2 separate regions of the Homo sapiens genome follow, and region 2 is linked to region 1. A link is a loop called in an ENCODE intact Hi-C map of the cell type or tissue named here. Cell type or tissue: dorsolateral prefrontal cortex. All regions are shown on one strand. Each heading gives the region's core, and the rest is flanking DNA. Links, peaks and the distances in the headings are about the cores only.

Region 1 (10,251 bases), core at 2,043-7,042:
AGTCTACATGAACATTTGATTGCCAGAAACCCTGCCACCAAGGGATCCCAAAGGTGCAGGTGCAGGTGCTGAAGTCCACTGCTACGGGATGTTGAGAACCTGACCCAACCTTCTGGGAAAAGAGTCATGAGTACACAAAGAGCACTTCTTTCAAACTGTCAAATAGCTTGAGATTGGAGAACAAAGGAGACACATCTTGATTTCTAGCTTCATATTTCCTGAGGATTAGATTAATCTTCTAGCCTGTGACCCTTTGAAGGTACAGATGACATTGTATTCATCTCTATATTCCTATTACTTAGCAAATGGCCGAAGATTAATCTACATTTCTTGAATGAATGCATGCAGCAATCAATGAAAGGTTATAAATTTAAATATCAAGAGCTACCAGAGAAAAGTTATGGACCATAAGATTTTCTCCCTCTTTCAAATGACATTCTATATCCTTCTCATCACATGGGAAACATTATACCCCAATCCTCCAGTCCTACTAACAGGGTCTCAGGCACCATGGTCTCCACAGTCTGCATAGGCTGTAGATATACTTGACCTGTTAGCTAAATTATAGATAATGGCGTGGGGCTTAGTGTTTCTCTGAAGCTCTTTCAGCCACATGGAACTATGTGGTAATGCAAGTCAATGTGAAACAAACATATGAATAGATGATGGGGGATGGATGGATGGATGAACCAAAAGATTCCAACACATTTTAAATAAAAAGCTACACTTACACAGGATTTTTTGGTTCTCTTTTATAGCCATATCCCCAGTGCCTACCACATGCCTTATGCACAATAGTTTCTCAATAAATATTTATTGAGTAAAAGAGGAATGAAAAGGAAATGGCTGATAAGTTGTCACCGCTACCAAACACTAAAAGGTAGAGGCATTCTTAGCTTGTTCATATATATATATATAGAGAGAGAGAGAGACAGGGTCTCACTCTGTTGCCCAAGTGGTACAATCATTACTTAACTGCAGCCTTGACCTCCCAGGCTAAAGTGACCCACCCGCCTCAGCCTCTGGAGTAGCTGGGACTACAGGCATGTGCCACCACACTCAGCTAATTTTTTGTATTTTTAGTAGAGATGGGGTTTTGCCATGTTGCCCAGGCTGGTCTCAAATTCCTACACTGAAGTCATCCACCCACCTCAACCTCCCAAAGTGCTGGGATTACAGGCATAAGCCACCACGCCCAGCTTGTCCATATAATTACATAAGCTAAGCTGTACCTCAGCTTCTCTAACAATTTCTGCTAAGACTTATGAGACATTTCAAAGAGCTGATCCTTGTAGGCTGATGTTTGCATATCCAGCCTATATAATGTGGGAATATCTCGAAGTTAAACAGATTTTCTAAAGCCCTAGTAAAAGAATGCAAAGGAGAGGAAGAAACTTCCCAAGGGTCAATAAGACGATCTACTGAGATACCATCAACTTTCTTCACTGCACTCACCAGAATCTGCAGGCAATAATGTTCAGAGACACAACACTCCTCACATAATCAGAAGATAAAGCATTGCTAATGACATCCAGGGAGACCCTCACTAGAGCAAATTGGCCTGGATGGAAAGCAAATTTGCATGGCAAGGCAAGCAGCCAACAGGCTGTAGTGGCAGATGCTCTATGCCTGACCGTGTAAAACAGAATCATAGTTTCAACGTGCATCACTTCCTTTGGTCCTGTTGAGTTCTGGGAACGTGAGGGCAGATTCTCAATTCCACCTTCCAGCATAGCCTTCTACTCAATAATTCCTTATGCAGGATCATGTTTATTGAATCAATAAGCGCATACACTGTCCTTGAAATCAGTGTGAATATGCTCAATTTAAAAATAACTGGAGTGTTGCTTGGTCCCCAGGGTATTCCCTGAAGAACTCCTGCCAAGGAGAGGGTCTGCTTCTCAGGGGTAAGAATTTATAAAGGAGACAGCATTTCATGAATCATAAATTTCTGTAGAAGCAAGTTTTCTCTTTAGGACCTGCAAGACCACAATCAATAGTGAGCTTTGAATAAAGTTCTTCATAGAGACAGCATGCAAATGCTGTCCCTCAGAATCTGAAAATTAGGATTCAAGGTACCCTGCCTGTTCATGGTGGAGTAGGGCTTTGTTAGCAAAACCCAATTTCAATGTTTGTCCAAACTCACCAAGCACACTCCTGTGAATCACTCATGCCAACTCTGCAGAGCCCATCTACTGTGGAACCTGGTACATTTCTGGTACAGAGCCGTCCAGGAAATTCTCTGTCCTGTCACTCATTCCCTTTGTCTCACAAGAGGAGCATTTTCCTCCACCATGGTCCTCAGGAAGACAAGCCCCTCTCAGAACAGTAGATGGCTCTGAAGCTGAGGGAACACGAGGCACATTCACAAATACCAAATTCACTACAAATTACACAGAGGGACCAGGAAAGCTGCCCTGCAATGTGCTGGAGTCTTGCCCTGTCACCGTCCACTACCCTGAATGGAGGGAATGGCTGCATCATGAAGTTGTGCTGGTCATTCTGTTTGCTTCCTTGGCATCAATCTCCATCCTTCTCTGCCCTGGGGGTGGCCTCCAGGAAATGCATCTTCAGGGCTCCTTTGCTGCCTGCCTACCAGCAGGCAAGAAGATTCGAGGGTCGGGTAGGGGTCAGAGGGCCCTCTTTGGGCCACTGTGCTGGCAGGGTCTTCTCCCCTCTGCACGTCAGCCCCTACTGGGCAGCCACTTCTCCCCCCTCAGCTCTCACTGGGTTCCAATAACACTGTTCTCTGACCTTGATGCTTCAAGCCAAGAGGTGGTAAAGACCCCTGCTCTTGCTTGTCTGTGGGTGCCTCAATATCCCTTGTTGATCCTCATAACCCTGCCCATTGCTCTGAAAGTCTTCCTTTCACCAAATCATCCATCAGACTTGTGTTTCCTGGCAGGGCTCTGGCTGGTGGAGAGGTGCCATGGAAAAGGTATTCATCTTGGATTAAGGGAAGCTGAGTTCTGAACGCTGCTCTGCTTCTGACTAGCTGTGTGATCTTGAGGAAACCACTTCACCTCTCTGGGCCTCAGCTGCCTCATCATCAAAATGTGGAGGGTGAATAGTCCAGGGGAGCCCTCACCACCCTCTGGGCTCCCTTTTACACACACACACACACACCAGCAGTCCCAGTGGCATGCCTCCAGAACCCCAGGGCTGTGAAGGCTGTGTTTGAAAGCTATAGTCACTCTTATTCTATTATTGACTTTGATATTTGATATACGATTAGATGACCTTCTCTGGAGAACTTACCGAATGACTATGACAGCAATGCACTTAAGAGACACTGCTTAGGGATTTACAGGCTACCCTGGAGGAGCATGCTGGGGCACCAATTGCACCACACATTGTTCCCCTCCTATGGCAAGGAGGCCAGCCTTCCTCCATGTCATCTGCCATGCCTGGGGCTGTCAGAGGTAGGGAGAGTGGAGGGGATGCTCTGTGATGAGACACCTGTACCCCTGAGGACAGGTCTCAGGAGAAGGCCACAGCTGTGCACCCTCAAGGCCGAGACTCTCAGCACCTGGGGTGGAGGGATGGGGGGCCTCCCACAGCAGCCACTCCTGCAACCCCTCTGTTTCTAAGCACCCCATGGCTTCCCAAGTGCTTTCCTGTTAATCACCTGCCGTGATGCTTGCAGCATCCTTGTGAGGGCAGCTACATTTGACAATTACATTTGACAAGTAATAGACAAGCACGTTTGCGGTACCTGAAGAGTCAGAGGCCTTCCCCAAAGTCATCCAGCCCAGCCAACAGGGGGCACTGGAACCAAACTCCAGGCGCTGTGCATCTTTTCCGGAACTAAACATTCAATTCATGTAGATGATTAAACTAAATTACTGGCTTTGAGGGCTTCATATTTGGAATGAAGCCAACCTTTGTGTGTTTCCATTCATGATGAGAAGCATGTCCCCTGGCTCTTCTCCACATTGGTCACAGGCCTACCCTGAAATGAAGACAGCTGTCTGTGAACCTTGACCTCTTATGTGTACTTCCCAAGTGCTTTTGTGAAGGTAATCTCACACAGGTGGGGCTGCTTTGGCCAAGGTCACAAAGCTATTTTCCTCCCCAACCAAGTTTGGTCTAGAGTTCATGTCCCTTGATTCTCAGTCTGGTGCTGTTTCTATCCCCCTCATTGTCCTTTAGTCATTCAACAAACATGTGTAGAGACCTACCATGGACCAGGCCAGTGCTAGCAGCTGGGTGAAGGAAGAGTGGTGAGCAAGGTCCAGTCCCCACCCTTAAAGGAGTTTAGAGGCTGGTGGGAAAATTGATGCAAAGGAATTGCTGTGATGAAAGTGTGTGTCCAGTGTGCTGGGACACAAAGGAGGAGCACTTCAGCCTTCTTTGCTGAGACTGTGCAGAGGTGCAGGGGAAGGGCTGAGGCTGGAAGCTTTTGAGGATGAGTAGGTGTCCTCCAGGTGGAGCACGGTGGGAGGAAGCAGCATTCTGAGGAATAGAAGGAGCTACCTGGGCAAAGGCATGAGTACGCATGACCCACATGATAGCTCAGCATGGCAGAAGCATCCAGTTCAAGGGGCATGGCCGTGATGACCTGGGACAGGTCGTCAGGAGCCCAGGAACAGAGTAACTTCTCTAAGTCCATAAGTAGAGCAGCAATTTCCTGGGGAGGGGACCACAATGAAATTTGGGCTTCAGAGCCATCAAAGGATTTTCAAGTGAGTCATAGCAGTATACCTCTGCAATGACAGCCTCACCCAGGCATGGTGTCTGAGACTTTGACCAAAAAGGTTGGAAAACCACAACAACAAAATAATAACACTTACTAGAGCAGCTGACAGACATACAGCACTTAGCATGCCAAGCACCAGAATGAGCCTTCCCTAGTGTTATGAACAGAGTTTTATTGCAACATGTCTGACTTGTCTCACTCTGTGCAAAGAAGATGTGAACAGGCTTTAAAAAATAGTCACCCCTGCTGTTATGGCTATCAGGCTCAGCTCTCTCAGGAAGCTGCTCTGAGCCTAGTAGGATGAACTCACCTCTGGGTCTCCTGAACCTTGGCTGAGAACCTAACATCCTCAAGATGAGTTGCCAAGAGTTTCCTGAGTTCTATGCTTTGCCTCCTTGGTGAGTCTGGGGCTCCTGGGGCCAGAGATCACATATGTACCCTTCATATCACTGAGAGCTATACTGCACACATTGAGGATGTTGAATAAACAAAGATGGATGGAGGTGGCTCCCTCCTCTACCCCAAACACAGCTACAAGGTACAAGCTGTGCGTGTCCTTCCTGACAGCTTGTCTGTCCAATGTGTCTCCCCAGGAGGGACAGCATTGATTCCCTGGCATCTTACCTTCCTGTGATCAATTTCTCTTGACATTTGTCAGACTCTAACACCTCTTCTGCCGCCCTTCAAGGGGCGGGTTCTTTCCATGGAAACTGTGAACACAGCCCATTTGAAGGGAGATGGCTGTTTCCTTCTGTTTTTCCTCCACTTTTTAGTGGAGAAAAATCAAGGCAAAGGAGACCAGAAAGAAGAGGAGCTAAACAACTGCAGAGAAACAAAAACGCTAGGTGCAGGGTTTCAAGTACTGGATGTTCTCAAACGGTCAGAAGGTAGCCTAGCAGGGGCTTAGAGTTAGCCACTTCCTACATGGTGATTTTCTCCCCAACCTCTGGTAGAGCCTGGAGTTCCATGTTACAGAGTCATCCCTATGGATTCTGAGTGTTTTCCCATCTCTTTCCTCTGTCAGTAGCCAGGAAGGTGGTTATTAAACCATAAACACTTAGTAGCCAAGATCTCAGAAATTAATTTAGCATATGCTGCTAACTTGTCCTCATGAAAGTGGGACTGCAATATGGACTACAGAGAAAGCAAGACTCCAGGAAGGTGGAAAAATCAGAAGAAGGAAGGGATATCCAACACACCCTGAGTAGGCATCCATCCTATGCCAAATGCTTAACAGGCATGATCCATTGTCACTGCAATCCTTATAAGAGCAGGTGTCATTTTCCCGACTTACAGATGAGACATCTGAGGCTCTCCAAGGAGAATTTACTTGGCAAAGGTCATTGTCTTTGTTTGTGTTGTTATTAAATAATACCTGAGACTGGGTAATTTATAAAGAAAGAAAGATTTAATATTTGGCTTGCAATTCTGCTGGCTGTACAATTGGGTACCTGGTAAAGGCCTCTGGCTGCTTCCACTCATGATGGAAGGGGAAGGAGAGCCAGCATGGTGAGAGAGGAAGCAAGAGAGGAGAGGAGAGGCACCAGGCTCCTTTTGCAAACCAGCTCTGGCAGGAACTCATACAGAGAGAACATGCTGGTTACCATGAGGATGACACCAAGACACTCATTAGAAGCCCACCTTCATGACCCAAACACCTCCCATGAGGCCCCACCTCCAACATTGGGGATCAAATTTCAACATGACATTCGAGGGGTAAACAGTCAAACCATAGCAGTCACATAGCTAGGACAGGGCAGGTCTGGATTTGCTCCCCGCTGATGAGCGTGGCGTCACATGGGCCCCCCAACTTCTTTAGAGATTCTGATGCAGTTGATGTGGGCGGAAAGGTCAAACAGGCTGTATTCTTTTCTCCCTGGACTCTCTAACCATAAACTAACACACACACACAAAAGTGCCATCTGGTCCTCCCTGTGGCTCTTAAAACAGCTCAATGTACTTTCTCATGTTCACTTTCATCCTTTCAACAGCCCTGTGAGGAGGATGGCAGGGTGGCTATCCCTGTTTTCTTGATAAGAAACTGAGAAATAAAAGAATTATCACTACTGTGGTACTGATCACTTTTTACCTTATCAGGCTTTGAGCTAGATGGATTTGGGTTAAAATCCTTGCTCTGGTCCTAGGAGCTGGAGCAAGCTATTCTCTTCCACCAACCTTTGCTTTCTCATCTCTAAGATGGGAAAAATACATGCTTTGAGTATTATAAAAATTAAAGACAATCATATATGAAAACCAGTTAATGCAGTCTAGCAAATAGTAAGAACTCAACAAATGTCATTTATTATTTCTTTTGTAATGTTGGGAACATAGCTTATCCCTCTGACCAATCTGCAAGGCCCTTGCCAACGCCACAACCCACATTCAATTTCAGACCCCTCTTCCCTCCAGAACTGAGCACAGCATCTGGGATATAGCAAATATTTTATATATGCTTGAAGAATAAGTAAAATAATTTAAAATAAATGAGAAGGATAGAAGAAAAAATTATTCACAATATCCACAATACCCTGATCTACGCCATGACCAATCAGCCAGGAAGCCAGGTGAAAGGGCAACACCAGCGAACCCTAATTCCTACCAGGACATACTCTTATGTGTCAGCTTTGATTCTGGCTCTAGCCAGGCTGGAGAGGGAGTGGGAGAAGGAGGTTTGAGAAGGATCTGAGAAAACAGCTGACATTAAATGACTCATTTTCAAAAGCCAACAAACTAAATTCAAACTATACAGGAGATTACATGGATAAAATTTATGATTTTTATATATGTTTTATATTTATATATAATGCATATGTATTTTTATATATGTAATGCATATATATAAAATGTACATAGTTTCCTTGGACAGTTTGACAATCCCCTTGGGACCTACTTTATGACAGGGAAGCTATTTTCAGACAGATGTTAAGAAACAGAGTCTCTGCTGAGGACCTTGGCGTGCGCCTCTATTGCTCAAAAGACTTGGGGGTGGGTGGCTCCCATTGGCTCCTCCCAAGTGATCTGGGGACAGCCTCCCCTCTTCCTCATTCAGAGCAGGGCTGGGATTCTAAGCCAGGAAAAAGTTCTCAGAAAAGAGATGGGTCATGAAGGACCAGGGCCAGAAAACTGGAGGAAAGATCAAGTATTTAAAGGAATCCAGGGAATTGAAGTGACTTTGTTTTCACAACAAATTAATTTGGAGAGAACATACATTCATTCTCCTTTGAGCTTGCTTTAGAAAAATATCCATATTAGCCGTGGCAAATAATCAGAATGACACTCAAGTGGTTCTAATGTGATCCATATTCCCAGTGCATTCTGCGGATTTGGAGCAAGGCTAAGCAACGGTGAGAAAGAAATTAGAACCGAAATTTCAGAAAAGGAGCTGGAGAGTCCTACACAATCCGAAGGAGACTTGTCCCCATCCAACTCTCCCAAGTGCCCTTCGGCGTAATCCTGTTGGGTCACAAGATGGACTCCAGGACTCCTGGAGTGGCCCTCCCCACTCTGAACACCTGCTGCAGTCACCCACAGTCAAAGTCATCTGAAGTCTCTGATCGTGACCCATGAGTGGTGTGTAGTATCTTCCAGGAGGCCCCTGACTCTGTTAACAAGAAGTGGGGTGCACAGCCAGGCCTTCTGCCCTCGGTAGGCTGCAGGACCCCAAATCCTGATCTAACCTTCCCTACCTAGACAACCCTGCCTGCTGGGCCCTCCCATGCCCGTAGCGTTCTCCCAGCCAGCCCCATCCATGGGCTCTGTCTGTGCTCCTCCTCCAGCTGAGTTTTTGGATCTTTCCCAAAAAATATACCAAGATTTGGTATGGGAAACAGTAGAATCTGAGGGAAGGATGGAGGAAAAGAAAGGAGGAAGGAATTCAGAAAAGAAGGGTGGTGGTTAGGGAGGGAAGAGAACATTTCTTAGGCATCCTAACAACTCTGTGAAGTAGGCCATGTTATGCTTTATTTTACAGACAAGGAAACTGAATCGCAGAGAGATTAAGTAACTATCAAGTTCACACAGCTGACCAGTGCAAGAGCTGACAGTTTAACCCAGGACTCCCTGGCTCCCAGTTCACATCCTACACATTTTCCCAATGAGTCAAGGGTGAATTCGTTTCTGGAATTGTTAGAAATTAGCAAATTGCCTAGGAATAAAAAAAAAAAATCATGAAACTCAACAGATTCCAAACTCACTGTGCTTACTGTCACACTCACACCCAGCTGGACCCAAATTGAGGGTGTTTGGTTGACCATTGTCACAACAAGACAGGCACCTCTCCACACTGTGAATGGCAAGGAAGTCCTGAGCTGCTTGTCACACCACCCTGAGACATCTAGGACATCTGGAAAAGGCCCTGGGGGGAAAAGCTTCCCCCCAGAAAGATTTATTTTCCCCTCCTTATTCAGTAATTGCAGGGAAAAGAATGCTGCAGGTGGTCATGGTGTCCATCCCAGGGTTTACAATAGTCAAGGAACCTATCTCCTCAGGGACACACGAAAGCTCTGAGGCCCCAACTGCTACCCCACATCATTCCAGTATATATATGTATGTAGATAGATGTAGATATAGGAAAAGATTGATATTCATGGGCAATTGGTCTCATTTTAAGATCTATGTATATTATATGGTACCTACCTCTGCGTCCCATGTGTATGAATATCGATATTGACATTAAAAGAAAATGAATTCCTCATTGGGATGTCTGTCTTGCTGACACCTTAAGCGTGTATGTTATCTGCCCGTGGGTGAAGTCAGCACTATACTAACAGAAATTCTTTTCTCAGAAACATTACAAGAGGGGTTGGAGGTGTGTAGAAGAAAGCTGCTGCCTCACATGAAGAGTGTGTGGCTTGGAAAAGCCCCTGTATCTCTCTCTTTCCATTTCTGGGTGCCCAGGAAGCTCCGATTTTATTTTATTTTTTTAAGATGAAGTCTCACTCTGTCGCCCAAGCCGGAGTGCAATGGCACGATCTCAGCTCACTGCAACCTTGACCTCCTGTGTTCAAGTAATTCCCCTGCCTCAGCCTCCCGTGTAGCTGGGATTACAAGTATGTGCTACCACACCTGGCTAATTTTTGTATTTTTAGTACAGATGAAGTTTCACCATGTTGGCCAGGCTGGTCTCAAACTCCTAACCTCAAGTGAGCCACCTACCTCGGCCTCCCAAAGTGTCCGTTGATATTAAATCAAGACAAAGTACTCCTGGGTCTTCTCTCAGAAACCAGTTTATCATCGCTCAGGCCTCAGTGGAAAAAGCCCAGGTAAAGGAGCCATCATGAACAAGGAACATGAGGGCATTAATGGTGCCACTGCCTCCACCCCCAAAGGAGCTACAGAGCTCACACGTTGTCCCTCTAACTTTACCATGACTTGTTTTTACAAATGAAAAGTGTATTTGGAATATTTCAGGGCCCCTTAGAGAGGAATACACTGTGTTCATCTACAAATGTGGCTTTCCTAAAATAAGACAAGTACATTATGATTTTGACACAAACTGAAGAGAATCATTAAGGCAGGTAGATCAAAGTGGCTTTCTGGACCATTCATGAGCT
Region 2 (10,251 bases), core at 3,124-8,123, 120 kb after region 1:
GTGGCTTTCCTGGCCTTGCATTCTATGATTTCTCCTTTTTACTGTGATTTTATTATGCGATTTTATTATTTCCATATTTTTTTTTACTGTGAGATATCCCACAGTTGTTCTCAGGCTCATTTCTTTCATTGCTAGAAAGTTTTTCCATTAACCAAATGGAGATGCATTTACTTCCCTATGTGCCGATCATCAACATTGATATCAAACTCCTCTTATTATAAGGAATCAGTCTTAAATGTGCAGGATTGGAAATTTTTCTGAATATTTTCTACCTAATGTATTTTCCCATTGTGTTGATTTCCTTTTTGGTGAAACTGGTTTTTTTTTCTGCTGTAAACATCTATTTTTGAATTTTTATGAATGATTATGTCCATCTTCTCTCATCACAGCCTTCATTTCTTCAATAGACATAACATATCTTCCCTCTAAACTGGAGACACTATAGTGTTTCCTTCATGCTTTCAAAGAATTTTTCATTTTGCTACAAAAGTTATACATGATGATTACAGAAAAATGTAAGATGAAAATTTTAGGAAAAAATTGACTGCAAACACTCCACCCACAGGTAACTACTAACAGTTTGGTGTTTCCAGTTTTTTTGTTTTTTAATGTTTCAATTTCTATGAGATCATACTGTATTGGTTATCATCTGTCTTTTTCTCTTAAATCTGTATTATGAACAGTTTTCACATAGATTGGTTTTCTTCTTAAATACACAAAATATTCCAGTATATAAATGAAATAAACGTTGCAGTTAATCCCCTATTATTGGTGAGAACTACTGTTTCTAATTTCTTGCCATTGCCTATAACACAGTGAGTTACTCTAGTTATTAACTTTATCTCCAACATGAAACTCAGGACAGGAATTAGATCTTTCCCATTTTGTATCCTCAGGACTTAGCACAGTGACAAATTCACAGTAAGTGCCAAATAAATAAGTAAATAATAGCTAATCATTACTGAGCAATTACTTTGCACCAGACATTGTTCTAAACACTTAACTTACATTAACTTGTTTGTTTCTTACCAAAAAAGCAAACAAAAATTTTTACATATGAGTAAACCAAAGCATAAAGCAGTAAAGAAAGTACTCCAATTAGCTCCCTTCACTTCCTCCTATTTGCTCTGCCCTTTCAGAACTTACACTGGGACAAAAACAGGGAACTCTGGCGCGGCCCTGAAGTGAAATATGGATCCACAGGCCACATTCCACAAAACTGGGGGAGCAGGAAGCAAGTGTTGGAGATGGAATCGAAGAGTGTCCAGAGATTACACAGAGGCAGCCCTGCCCCCAGACCTACAGCTCACAGGACCAAAGCCATCTTCTATATCCAATGCTGAGTTATTACTGCAAAGTCATCACCTCGTTTAATTCTACAGCAGCCCCATGAGATAGGTAATATTTTACCCATTTTTACCTGATGCCATGGGGAAAAAACAACTTGTCCAGCGTCACATAGACTGCCAGAGTTGAGGCCAGGATGCAAACCCCAGTCCATCAGAAACCAAAATCTAAGCTCTTCATAGCCCCATGCTGAAGAGCTTTGGAGAACTCATGAGTTAGGGGTAGCTTAGATGGGAGAAACCTTTCCCCTCTAAGGGGAAAATCTGCATGTCTTAGGATTTCCTTTAGGTTTACGTCTTTTCTTACTTCTTTCTTTCTTTCTTTTTTGAGACAGAGTCTCCCTGTATCACCTAGGCTGTAGTGCAGTGACATGATCTCTGCTCACTGCAACCTCCACCTCCTGAGTTCAAGCAATCCGCATGCCTCAGCCTCCCAAGTAGATGGGATTACAGGCATGCGCCACCATGCCCAGCTATTTTTGTATTTTTAGTAGAAACAGGGTTTCACCATGTTGGCCAGGCTGGTCTTGAACTCTCAGCCTCAAATGACCCACCTGCCTCAGCCTCCCAGAGTGCTGGGATTACAGGCATGAGCCACCACACCCGGCCCTTTTGGTTTAGTTCTGAAACTCTTCTCACCAAAAGCTCTCCAGTAGTGGGCACAGAAGAACTGGGGAAGATACCAGTCTCTGGCCCCAATCCATCTGAATGAGAAGAAAGAGTGATGAAAAGACCCTCCCTCAGAGCTTTCCAGAATGGGAGGGCAGGGGGCAGGCCCATGAGTAGCTCCTCTCAGCAGCAGCACGGTGCCCTCCACCATGTACCCCTATTGGGCATTTGCCACCTTTGGAGATGGAGAGTGGAACTGACAGGAAGACAGACCCAAGGATTAAGCCTCAGTATAACTGATGCCAAACCCCAGGTTCTTTCCACTATTAAAATTTAAAAGTGTGGTGGTGTATCTTGGCTTTAAAGTGTGGTGTGATTTTGGGAGGCAGCAGAGGGATCACGTATGTGGCATTCCACATGCAGGAGAATCTAAGCAGAGTTATGGAGGCAGAAATGAGCATTATGTTCAGAAGATAGTTAAAATGACCTGGGGTGCAGCGAAGCAGCAAGGAGCACTAACCTGGCACCAGGAGATCTCAGTTTCAAGTCTAGAAATGCATCGTGGTCGTTACAGGTCTCGTATGGGTCCTGGAGCTCTTCTAGGCCCACCCTCTTGTGCTATTGAAGACACAAGGTCTTCCATCAGGCTGGAAAAAGAGAAAGCTAAGACCTAAGTGGTCAAATCTCTGTCACAAATCACCCTAAAACACTGCCCCACCCAGCCCACCTCAGCCCAGGGCAGTTACAGGAGTAAAAGGAACCACCCAACTCCCAAACTAGAGAAGAAAACGTTAGCACTACTGAGCCTCTACCAGATGCCAAGCATAGGCCTAAGCAACCTACCAAAACACTGGCAACTTCTTCTACAAGTTACATGTGGAGAAACTGGTGCTTAGCCATCTGTTCAAGGTTAAACCAAAGCTATGTGATGAAACCAGGATTTTAATTCAGGTCTTCCTGATTCCAAAGTTTTAGCTTTAAAGTGCCCTTCTCAGCAATACCAGCCATTCCCTCCCTGGGAATTGCACAGTGGGAAGCTGTCAGCACCTTCAGAAGGGGCGAGGTGCTACCCACACTATTGGAACTGGGACTTCGGGGAAGGATGCCTGGCAGGCATTGCTGGCAGAGGACCCCTGAAGCCATTGCTAAGCTGGGTCCAGACAGGGAGAGAGCAGAGATAATCAGCTCATTCTCCACTCTCACTCCTGCACCCTGATCTGCTGGTGGCTGCCCTTAGGCAGAACTCAGAGAGCACAGAAGAAAGAGTAAGGGGGCAGCTCACAGGGCTCAGCCTTCCAGGGCCCAGCATGGACAAGGGCAGAGACTATAGCCAAAGGTGCAAGTAGAGAATATCTAATATAGAACCCAAAGCTCCGTCCTCAATGCCTTCACCTGGGCTGCCCTCTCTGGGGGCTCCTGGGAGGGACAGCTCCATTCCAAGTAAGTGTTCAAAATCCCAATGAGAACACTTGGACACAGGAAGGGGAACATGACACACCGGGGCCTGTTGTGGGGTGAGGGGAGGAGGGAGGGATAGCTTTAGGAGATATACCTAATGTAAATGACGAGTTAATGGGTGCAGCACACCAACATGGCACATGTATACATATGTAACAAACCTGCACATTGTGCACATGTACCCTAGAACTTAAAGTACAATTAAAAAATATATTTTTAAAAAATGGAAGGATTAGGTTTCAGGCAAACAAGCAAATGTGGAGGGTCATAGGAAAAGGCCCAGCCAAGAGCAGTGAGTTCGCTGCTGAGAGCTCCTCACGGCGGGCAAAGTAGACATCTCTGTCAAGTCACAGGTTCCCTAACTTCTTGGAAATGGATGACTTTTATCTTTGAGGGCCTGAACAGCCCGGAACAGGAGTCAGCAGCACAAGTTCCAGATTTGGGGCTTATCAGATCTTCTGATCCCAAGCAGAATCCATGGGGTTGGCCGGGGTGAGTCCTTGCAAGCTCTCATTCACCCTTCATAATCAACTAATCTTTGGGGACATGACATGCTTGTGCTCCACGGTCTCTCCTCAAATCCTCCCTGGCTGGTTGTGTCGATAAGACAGGTGACATTCGGAAACGAGAAGCGCGTCACACCAGGTCAGGTCCCGTGGCCTGTTAGGTCAACATACCACCATGACTGACTGAATTCACACTCCAGGAGATGTTTGCATTTGACCATGAATAGGAAGCTCTGAGCCAAGGAGCCACTCCTTGAAGATGGAAATTCATGGAGGGTAGGAGCAGTGGTTCACAGTATTTTGCAGGCAGGGGAAGCTCTAAAATCCCAATATCTGGGTCTGCACAGACACTGGCGCTGCCACTGGGTGACCCTGAGGGAGTGAGGGCTCCTGGCCTTCCCTGTGGTGTCAGCAACCTAGTCAGGCTATTAATACTTTGACTGAATTACTGCTCCCAATAACCCTCCCCAATCAGTCTCCACCCAGCAGCCAGAATGATTGTTCTGAACCAAAAAAAATCTGATCAGGTCCCTCCCTTGCCTAAAAAACCTCTCATGGCTCCCCATGCCCTCAAGATAAAATCCTTTACCTGCAGCTGCATGATCTGGACTATCTTCCTCCAGCCTCGCCACTTTCACATCTCATGGTCCTATTAAAGTGGACTTCATAAGTTGCTTGAATATGCAATGTCCCCCACCCCTGGCACTCCCAGTCCCTTCGCTGGACCTATTCCTGCCCATCTCTCATCTCTCATCTGGCTGCACACTTCTCTGGGCTCCCTCCCCAATGCCTTCATCTGGGCTAGCTTTCCCCACCCACCCTGGCACCTGCATCACCAGGCTTACCACTTGCTGGAGCCCACAAAAGAAGAAGCTCCCACCACAAAAGAAGCTCTTCCCCCAACAAAAGAAGAAGTTCTCCCCCTCACAAAATAAAAAGCTCTCCCCCAACAAAAGAAGAAGCTCTTCTCCCACAAAAGAAGCTCTCCCGAAACAAAAGAAGCTCTGCCCCAACACAAGAGGAAGCTGTCCCCCAATAAAAGAAGCTCTGTGAGGTAAAGATCCTAATTAGTTTGTTCCCCACTCTACCCCAACACCTAGTACAAACAGAGGGATGTTAGTGACATTAGCTTGGGGCAGCTCCAAAACATAGTTGAATGAATAAAGGAAGGAAGGACTCTATCATTCATTCATTAAATGTCTCCGTGTCTCCTCTAGGGCTAGGGCATAAAAAATAATCCCTTAAGTGTGTTCAGGGAGCATGCTGAGAACAGAGCAGCAGACTCCCCAGTGTAACCAGGGGACAGGTGAGGACATCAGCCTGGGCCAGTCCTCATCTCCCCTCACCCGGGCCCCAGCCTCAGTGGCCATCACTGCTGGGCAGCTCTGAGCTGTGTCTGAGCCACAGACATGGGATGGGGATTACCCAGAGAACTGTGGCCAAGAGCCAGCCACATGGGTCCCTGGGGCTCTCTCTCTCTCACCTGACCAGGTTGCAGGGAAGACAGGGAAGGGGAGTGTATGTGTGTGTGTGTGTGCGCGCACGCGCACACACACACACATAATAACCCCACACACAGCCTTGCATCTGCATAGTCAGGGAGGAAGGAGGGCCTGTGCTTTTCTTCTACAGATGCCCAGTGACCCAAGCAGCTGGCCCTTGGACAAACTGCAGAAAGCAGGCAGCTGGCCTCCCTCCAGCCTGTTCCCCAAAGTGCTGTTACTCTGCCTTTCTCAGGCTTTGGGTTCTACAGTAGATATTCTCTACTTGCACCTCCAGCTATAGTCTCTGCCCTTGTCCATGCTGGGCCCTGGAAGGTTGAGCCCTGTGAGCCGCCCCCTTACTCTTTCTTCTGTGCTTTCTGAGTTCTGCCTAAGGACAGCCACCAGCAGATCAGGGTGCAGGAGTGAGAGTGGAGAATGTGCCGATTCTCTCTGCAATCTCCCTGTCCAGACCCAGCTTAGCAATGGCTGCAGGGGTCCTCTGCCAGCAATGCCTGCCAGGCATCCTTCCCCGAAGTCCCAGTTCCAGTAGTGTGGGTAGCACCTCGCCCCTTCTGAAGGTGCTGACAGCTTCCCACTGTGCATGTCCCAGGGTACTTCCCTGGCCCTTGTAAGTTTCTCTTAACCCTGCCTGTACCTTGCGAACAGTCCGTTTTCAATTCCCCTTCTTTCATCCCTTCACAGGGTGCCATCTTGTTTTTCTCAGGTATAGATTTTAAAGAGGTCTCAAGTCCTGGGGACAACATTAACAGCCTCTCACTCTTGCCTCCCATCCCCTCCAGAATTCTCTGTAGTCAGATAAACTGCTCCTTCCACAGAGAACAGGACAGCCTGGAGGCTACAGAATATGCCTGCCAGAGAAGCAGTGTTGGCTGCCCCAGAATGCGCACATTGCATCATCCCATCCTCCTCCTAGATTGGCTCCATTGCCCTAGAAGGGGAGTGGCATTCCACCTCGGGGGAGCAGACTCGCAGGCAGGGAGGGGCCAACTGACATGACAACCAGTGAGACGCACCACACTCCCCTTTAATTCCCTTTGTGACCTCTTCCCCTGGTGTGTACACATATACCCTCAACTGCCCAGATGCTTCCACGCCAGGCCCAGGTGAGCAAAGTGGTCCTCAGTGTCCATTGGTGCCTGTTTACACGCACACAGAGATACATACACACTCACACACCCATACACGCTCACATGTTACACACACATACACATAGGCTTAGCCTATGTTTGGAAAACACACCAAACCCTCACTTCTACCCCAGCCTCAATAAGGCCAATGGCCGTTAGCGCCAGATCTCCCTACAGAGAGCACATGGCTTGGCCCTGTCCAGTGTGCCTCACCCATGGCCTGGACAGAAGGAGAGAGCAGACCGGCATTTCATAGAATTATAAAATGGATCATCAGAAAAGCCCCGTGAGATCCCTTAACCCAGTATTACCCAACAAGAGTTCCAGCAAACATGAGTCTCTGAGATGCTCTGTTAAAAAAAAAAAAAAAAATGAAATTCCACAGTCCAGGGAGTTTGGGAAACAGCACACCACGTCATCCTCTCTCAGACAATCGGAAACCACATAGGCACATTAAAGGCTCTGAGAGATCCTGAAGGAGATGTACCTATTAAAGACTGCTTACCCCAGCATTTCACCAGATAGGTGGCAGACAGGGAAGAGATGATACGTAGGTGACAGACAGTAGAGACAGATAGAATGATAATGTCAATAGATAATGTAGATAATATAGATTTTGTAGTTGAATTAACTGCACAGAACACACTGTTAAATAATATTAGACCAACCACTTGCATTTCATAAATGAAGAAGCAGGGACTCAGAGAGGGATTTGCTCAAGACCACATCGCTGGTAAAAGACAAAACTGGGCCTAGAACGCAGGCCTCCTAATCCTCAGTCTAGGCTATTTCCAACAGACCCTGTTCTATTTTTTTTGTATTTAACTAACTCTAAGCCCCAGGATTTCTGGTAATCAAATAGATCAATGCTATTTCCAAAACAAATCTGAGTGTTAGTGATTTTGCTCCGTGACTTGACGTGGCCTCCCTTTCGCGCGTGCCCTCTGCTAAGGAAGGTGCCCCTTCCTGCACCCTGGACTCTCAGGCCCACTGTGAGGGGTGGCAGGGCCCAGGGCAGAGGCCAAAGGGCTAACCTGGCACTGGGCTCTGGACCTCGGTACCTGGATCCTATTATGCTACTGAGTCAAGGACGTAGACTTCCTTACAGGTGTCCCCAAATGGGGACAGGACCTTGTCATGCCATCCCCAAGATGAGGTTGGATGAAAGCTGAGGTCTGACTTGGGCCTAGGTGCCACTGCCCAGGCCTGGCACTGGTCCCACAGGACTCAGCTGCTAGAACCAGAGCTTCCTTCGCGGGCCTAGCCTTCTCAGAGTGTGGACATCCCAACTCCCACATTCTATGCCCTGAGCTCCCAGCCACAGCCACCTCTCCCCCACTGCTCACTCACAGTACAGATGCCTATTACCCTTGGTGGGCACACAGCATCCTCTCCCCCACTGCCACACTGTCACTGTGTGTGGCTAATGAGTGCTTTTCACAGGAACATCCTGTCTCCCCATGTAGCTCCAAAGCTTCCAGAGGGCAGAGGCAGGCCCTAATCTCACTCCACAGGGACAAGTGGTGAGCTTTGCACAGTGCATGCAGGGAAGGAAGAGAACTGCCTTGCAATGCCTAGGATGGTCCTTGACACAAAGCAGGCACAGGGGATCCTCTGGGGTTGATTAGCAACTCACCACATCCCAAAACAAAATAGAATTCATGTTGGGTGCATATGGCATCAGACGGAGAGTCACATGGAAGAGTGGGCTCAGGGGCTCCTGGAATGCTACATAACCAACAGCTTTTCTAGGTCTCAGGTCCCTTGATCTGCCACTACAAGGTAAGAGTTAAGGATTGATGAGGATGCTTCTGGCTCTAAATCTCTGATTTGATTATACAGTCATAGACAGGGGAAAGCCCAAGCCACGTTTTCATCATTCTCTCCCCCAGCCTTTTAGCATAGAAGAAATTGAACAAAGCCTTGGGGAGGAGGAGACTGTGCTTGTGCCCAGGCTCAAATGAAGGCACTACCCTTCCCCCAACCCAGCACACTTGCACGAGTAAATCTAGCAAGACACACTTCAGACCCAAAAGCCAATGGCTTTCAATATCCCAACCAAAGTTACATAAAACAGGAGATTCGGCCACGAAGACAGACCCTCTTGGCCCAGATACTCGGGAACAGATACTATGCACAGGAAAATGTGGGGTTAGCTCTTTAAGCCAAGATCCCTGTGGGAGCCATTTCACCTTAATTTCCCTCCCCACCCCACACCTTGGCAGACTGTTGCTTGAGCCCTTTGCAAATGAATAAACAGTGATTCCTACTGTGAACTCAGAAACCCACCCATGCCTGGGCTCCAGCCCTCTCTCCCCCACTTTCTGCAACCTCCATCCACCTCTGAGGTTTCTCTGCTTCTGTATCGAGGAGGAGGGAGCATGACACCAGAGGCCCCTCCGTGTAGCACCTCAGCCCATGCTTCTTCCCCCTCGGCGGGTGGAGGCAAGGCAAACACTTCCCTGACAGACAGGACAGAGCTGAGAGTCAACAGCAAGCAGTATTTGTATCTGCTCCTGTGGCTGGGACACACAGCCTGGGTCCTGGGGGCTCGCCAGGCAGGCTGTTGTCTGGCACTGTTTGCCTTTGGGGCAATGGGTACACTGGAGTGAGGAGGGAGAGGAGAGGCTGGGGTGAGGGTGGGATGGGGAGCAGGCCACAGAACCAGACCAGGGAGCCAGCCGTGGCACCACAGGCCAGGAGGCTGTTTTCTGAAGCCTCTGAGCCAGGGTCACTGGAGCCCAGCACCTGGCCATCCTCCTGTGTGCCGGCTCAGAGGATCCAGGTGACGGCAGGAACTCCTCACCCCCTCAGAGCCATGGTCTTCCCTCTCCCAGGCCCCTCAGTGCCCAGATCATTTCTCAGGGCTCTCTACCCTCCCACTGCTGCATACACAGACACCCTCTCCTGCACGAGAGAAGCAAAGGAAGATGAGGAGATGCTGCATGGCCCAGAGGGTGCAGAGGACCTGCTTCTGGGGGGTGTCCAAAGCTGGTCCGCACATATTACAGGTGACTGGGCTCACAAAAGCTGGCCTCCCCCAAAACCACAACCTGACGCTTGTGTTTGCCCCTCAAACCCCCCTCCTCCATAAGTGGCTATTCATCAGTACTGCATCTGACTACACACACAGAACTACTACTACACATCTCTCAGCTGCGCCCTAACCCGGGCAGCCTGGAGCCAGAGCCCTGTCACCTAGCGCCTTGGGATCCTGAGCAAGTCGCTTCCTCTTGCATCTGCATTTGCCTTCTCATCTGTCAGATGAGGGGTTGGACTCCTGGATCACTAAGGCCCCTTCCAGCTTCAAAGTGCCATTACCATAGTATGAGGGCCATAAGCCCTCCTAGACAGCAGAGCAGACTTTGATATTATAGCAATGCAACAAGAAGGATGCATGCCTTCTGGCCAGAGACAACTCAAACCACCAACTAATACATGGTTCTATTCAGGTTTTAGACCATACTTAGTGCATAACCACACTATGGAGTATATGCTACATGTCATATATTATCATGCTTTAAGGTGTGATATACATTTTGGAGTATATTCCACACTTGGTGCATATACCACACTTTGGAGTAGATACACACTTTGAGGTATATAGACACATTAGGTCATGTAGACACTGGGGTATGTATACACCTTGTGTATATTAAATACTGGGATATATCTCACACCTGGTATAGATAGCACACTG

What was found. Peaks named below come from ENCODE experiments on the same cell type or tissue, not always from the same donor. Only the 100,000 strongest peaks of a DNase experiment are listed, where the experiment ranks them.
Region 2: a loop joins it to region 1, with 3 times the contacts of the local background. A loop is called at or near these places in 13 of 110 quality-filtered maps.

Annotation. Positions count from the first base shown.
Region 1 is chr10:111,201,245-111,211,495 of GRCh38, reverse strand. No RefSeq gene overlaps it. Among named protein-coding and RNA genes, the nearest start is that of HEAT2, 92 kb to the right of the region's middle. In dorsolateral prefrontal cortex, for the core only: no CTCF peak of the experiment used is centred there; no DNase peak of the experiment used is centred there; H3K27me3 peaks cover 3,048 bases.
Region 2 is chr10:111,081,234-111,091,484 of GRCh38, reverse strand. No RefSeq gene overlaps it. Among named protein-coding and RNA genes, the nearest start is that of ADRA2A, 9.3 kb to the right of the region's middle. In dorsolateral prefrontal cortex, for the core only: no CTCF peak of the experiment used is centred there; a DNase peak (open chromatin) is centred at 5,594.